2 separate regions of the Homo sapiens genome follow, and region 2 is linked to region 1. Evidence: read pairs that join two places in POLR2A ChIA-PET (ENCODE). Cell type or tissue: PC-3. All regions are shown on one strand.

Region 1 (2,500 bases):
CTTTGATGTACATGCTTCCAGACCTTCTATTCCATACATATGCAACAGTAGATATAAGTATACTAACCCAAGAGTAGAAGGGGATGCTGGAGTCTGCCTGTGCCTGGTTCAAGTTCTGACTCTGCTGTGTATTCACTGTGTGACCTGGGGCGAGTTAATTCACCTCACTGTGCCCTGTTTTTAAAAATCGCTTCATTTGTTTCTGGAGTTATTTTTCAAATATCTCCAGGTTCCTCAACATTCTCAACCCTGAATGGATACTGGAGAGTCTGCTGGAGTCTGTACCTGAAACTGGGCCAGGGATGCCTTAGCCGTTTGGACCAGACATTCCTCCCATGCTGCTGCCCTGGAGGTCCCTGGACCACAGGCGAGGTTGAGGTTCCCCAGCTTTGCAGCAAGTAAACATTGATTCACCTGGGCACCCGGGGTAATTGTACAAATTGCCCATGCAGATGGGTGCCTCATGCCTGGTTACCCAATGCTTACTCAGGTAGGTGTGGTTACCCAGAGACAGGTGGGTGCCCACGCCTCACCTACTACTTGGAGGCCCCAGTCATAGTCATCATATCAGGGAGTATGGGGGATGCCATTTGGGGCCTCCTCAAAAAAGATGCCACCTGCTCTAGCCCAGGAAGTCAAGCTATGGTTGCTCACCTTGGGACAGTAGGGACAGCTTGCTGGGCTTGTAAATAAATGTGGAGCAAATCACAGTGAATGACCCGCACCTCACTTAGGCCTTCACCAGGCATTGCCAAATGCTGCCTTCTCTTTACTCGCCCAGGAGCCCAGGCACATTGGTGTCTTCATTATTTCCGAGTGGACCTTATTCAATAACCCAGGGAAAATCAACAATGTGATTAATTAAAATCTTAAGACACACTCTGTTTTGTTATCTGTGGACTCTACTGAGCTACTTCCTCCAGGAAGAAGGAATTGGCCCACTTGTTGGGTTTATTTATTTACTTATCTACATGCATCTGGACAGTTTTGCGTTGTGATTCATTCTGGGAAAGCTATATCAGATGGGACCACATCCAAGGAGGAACCGGGTTGGGAAAGGATGCTGGAATCCCGGAATTGCCTTCCCAGTCACCTCAGAATCAGGATTATGCTCTTTTTTAATGCTTTCTCCTTCACAATGAGTTTCCCCCCCAGAAACCTCATTAACCCTGAAACTTTTTGAACATTTTCCACAGGTAAGGGAGGCTGGTCTTCTGGACTCGGCTGAGTCCTGGGTGACTCAGGCTGAGTCCTCAGGAAAACCCCAGGGGCTCAGGATGCAACCTGCTGAGTCCCAGGCCGGTGGCCGAACCTCCTCAAGCCTCGTCTTCTCATCAGCAAAATTAAAAGTTCCCTCTTAGGGTGTTGCAGGTTTCAATAGAATCACACCGCGGATCAGGCTCGCTTCGGGGCCATTGCACATGCTGTTCCCTTTTTCTGAGACACAATTCCTCTCTTCCCATCACCACTCCAGCCTCTCAACTTGGTTGACACCAACCATCCTTCCAGCCGTAGTTTAAATATCATTTCTGGCTGGGTGCCCTGGCTCATGCTTGTAATCCCGGCACTTTGGGAGGCCAAGGTGGGCAGATTGCTTGAGTCCAGGAGTTCAAGGCCAGCCTGGGCAACACAGACCCTGTCTCTACAGAAGTAAACAAAATTAGCCCAGTGTGGTGGTGTGTGCCTGTGGTCCCAGCTACTCAGGAGGCTGAGGTGGGAGGATTGCTTGAGACCGGGAGGTTAAGGCTACTGTGAGCTGTAACCATGCCATTGTACTCCAGCCTGGGTGACAGAGCACGACCCTGTCTCAAAATTAAATAAATAAATAAATATTATTTCTTCAGAGAGTACCTCAGCCCAGCTCAGGTGCCCAGTTCAAAGCACCCACCTCAGCCCAGTTCAAAGCACACACAGTCCCTTGAATTTTCCTTCTCAGCCTCATCACATCTGTAATTTAAGTAACTCTTTGTTTAACATCTGCCTCCTTGGCCCAGCCCAGGAGCCCCATGGGGGAGGGCTGGGTCTCTGTTGCTCACCCCTCCATCCCGCTCCTCATGCAGGTCTGGCACTTAGTGGGCACTTGGGAAACACGAGTGACCCTTTCAGAACCCAGGAGATGGCCTGTGGATCTGGAACCTCCAGCACCCACGTGAGGCCCTTTGACTTGGCCTCTTGCCAATAAGGTTTGGGCCAAGGCCATGGAGACAGTGGCAGAAGCCTTGGCGTTCAAGCTGTACCCCCCTAGAAATTGGGGTTCAGTCAGTTCCCCAATTCTGTGGTTAGATTAAGGGTGGGCAGGCCCAGACAAGCCTGTTCTGGAGCAGAGGCCACTGGGGCAGGCAAACCCTGAGCCTCACCCACGCTGCTCTGTCTCCGGAGCACACGCAGGCTGCTACATGCCTAAGGAGATGTGGCAGCTGCTCCCCAAACGCAGCTACACCCCGACCTCCATCTTGAGAGAGAGGAGAGCCTGTGGTGTACAGCGTGGCCCCAGCAGGCA
Region 2 (2,500 bases), 230 kb after region 1:
TGGATTTAAGTGATCTGCCTACCTCACTTTTTGCTTGCAGCGTCCATGAAGCAGTGTTTGAGGCACGAGAGCAGAAGGTAGGCATCTATCCTCCCTTTCCCTACATTTGTAGCATGTTAAATGTGTATGGATTTGGGGAAACAGAGCTTGACTGGTCCCTGACAAATTAAGTATAGAAAGTGTATGTCCACTTTTAGGCCGGGCGCATTGGCTCACACCTGTAATCCCAGCACTTTGGGAGGCTGAGGTGGGCAGATCACCTGAGGTCAGGAGTTCAAGACGAGCTTGGGCAACATATAGAAACCCTGTCTCTACTAAAAATGCAAAAACTAGCCGGGTGTGGTGGTGCGCGCCTGTAATCCCAGCTACTCGCAGGGCTGAGGCAGGAGAATCACTTGAACTTGGGAGGCAGAGGTTGCAAAGAGCTGAGAACATGCCACTGCACTTAAGCCTGGGGGACAGAGTGAGACTCTGTCTCAAAAAAAAAAAAAAGAAAGTGTATGTCCACTTTTAGATGTTGCCGCAGAATTTTTATTGTATTTTTAGAAGAGTTTCAGTCTGCAGCAGTTAGGAAATGTTTCAAAACCAGTTCTTCTCCATAGACACTTTAAGAAGCACTGGCATTTAGTGAACTCTGAGTCAAGTCTTATTCAATCCATTCACTTATTTATTCACTTATTCATTTTCGGAGACTACAATTAAAGAAAACCTGGGGATCTTTAGCCGGGCTTCCTATTACTTGGGAGTGCATTCACAAAAGAAGGAATTCAGCTTTTTCCTGGGGCTGATTTACATAAAACCTATTAGGACTATTTATGATTTTGTCGTAACAAAATTGTTCACGTTTCTTGTATTAGTTTCTATAACTGGGGAAAATGATTGAGCTTATTATTTTAAAGATTCCTTTAGTTCATTTATTATTTACCTAGAAAGAGAGGTGTGTGTGTGTGTGTGTGTGTGTGTGTGTGTGTGTGCTTTGTTTTGTTTTTCCCCGTCATGACCTCACAAAAGGCTATAGGTCTTAGTCCCACAAAAGTAAAATAGCTCTGCCACTGGGATGTGTCTTCCTTGTTCTGAGCTTTTTCTCAAAACCCTATCACTGGCCCTTTAGTTTTCAGCCGATGTACCCAAAATATTTCCCTTCCGATGACTTTCTTGGAGCAGAACTTCAATACCGTTTAACTCAGGACATACTTGAGTGCCTACGGTGTGCCAGGCGCTGGTGCCAGTTGCTTCAGGGGATAGAGTGTGAGTCATGCAGCTTCTGCCTCATGGTGTCCAGCCCTGCAGCAGAATCAAGGCCAGGCAGCAGGGATGACAAGCAATTATGTTATCAAATGGAATCTTAGTGCCTTTAGAAACACTTGAAAGTGGCCGGGCGTGGTGGCTCATGCTTGTAGTCCCAGTACTTTGGGAGGCCAAGGCAGGCAGATCACGAGGTCAGGAGTTCCAGACCAGCCTGACCAACATGGTGAAACCCCGTTTCTACTAAAAATACAAAAATTAGCTGGGCGTGGTGGCAGGTGCCTGTAATCCCAGCTACTCAGGAGGCTGAGACAGGAGAATCGCTTGAACCTGGGAGGCAGAGGTTGCAGTGAGCGGAGATTGCGCCAGCGTACTCCAGCCTGGGCAACAGAGCGAGACTCAGTCTCAAGAAAAAAAAAAGAAAGAAAGAAACACTTGAAAGAACAGGGCCAGGCGCAGTGGCTCTCGCCTGTAATCCCAGCATTTTGGGAGGCTGTGGCGGGCAGATCACTTGAGCCCAGGGTTTCATGACCAGCCTGGGCAATATAGCGAGACCCCATCTCCATAAAATAAAATAATAATAATAATTTAAATAGTGCGTTGAGGTAAGAAAGGAGGAAGGATCACAGCCAGTTGGAATAAAAGATCTCACAGGGAGGTGGCATTGGAGAAGGGCTGTGAGAGCTGGGTAGGATTTTAGCAGGGAAGGGAAAGGGAATTTTGGCCACGGGGAACAGAATGAGAAAAGAGCTGAATCGGGAGAGTGTGGGCCATTTCGGGAGTAGCAAGCCATTCTGTGTGCTTAGCACATAGCTGATATTTGGCCAGAGTCAGGAGAAATCGGACTAGAAGAGTGAGTATGCGGCCACCCAGCAAAATCTCATGAACATCTAGCTCAGGAGCTTGTCCTTTTGTGGGAAACGGTCGGAGGGTTTCTGAGCACAGAGCGGCCATCAGAGCTCCACGTCAGGAAGCTCAGCCCACAGCACGTGGATGGCAGAGTGATGGGAGAAGAGGGCAGAGCAGGGAGCCAGGGAGCTCTCGGATTGCACCCGCCTGGAGATGACCCACCCCAAGCGGAGCAGGGAAGGGGGCTGCACTCGCCAACTTTGTGTCTTTCAGGGTTGTTTCATTTACAAATGCTATTTGCTTTCCCAAGTTCAGTCATAATTTAGACATTTTGAAATCATCCTTTTGAGTTTCATGCTAAGAGCTCTAAGTTTTTATGTTATAAATAAGTTAACCTTGTTGTTTA

The links. Peaks named below come from ENCODE experiments on the same cell type or tissue, not always from the same donor. Only the 100,000 strongest peaks of a DNase experiment are listed, where the experiment ranks them.
Region 2: POLR2A ChIA-PET joins it to region 1 with 10 read pairs; 4 of 35 experiments call an interaction of 5 or more read pairs at or near these places.

The regions. Positions count from the first base shown.
Region 1 is chr1:24,283,021-24,285,520 of GRCh38, forward strand. No RefSeq gene overlaps it. Among named protein-coding and RNA genes, the nearest start is that of GRHL3, 35 kb to the right of the region's middle. In PC-3, no CTCF peak of the experiment used is centred here; DNase peaks (open chromatin) are centred at 451 and 1,021; H3K4me3 peaks cover 887 bases; H3K27ac peaks cover 2,466 bases.
Region 2 is chr1:24,514,491-24,516,990 of GRCh38, forward strand. It overlaps RCAN3 (RCAN family member 3), which reads left to right. Exons shown (of 5, transcript NM_013441.4): 2 at 1-77. Among named protein-coding and RNA genes, the nearest start is that of RCAN3, 13 kb to the left of the region's middle. In PC-3, no CTCF peak of the experiment used is centred here; a DNase peak (open chromatin) is centred at 1,261; H3K4me3 peaks cover 1,094 bases; H3K27ac peaks cover 1,759 bases.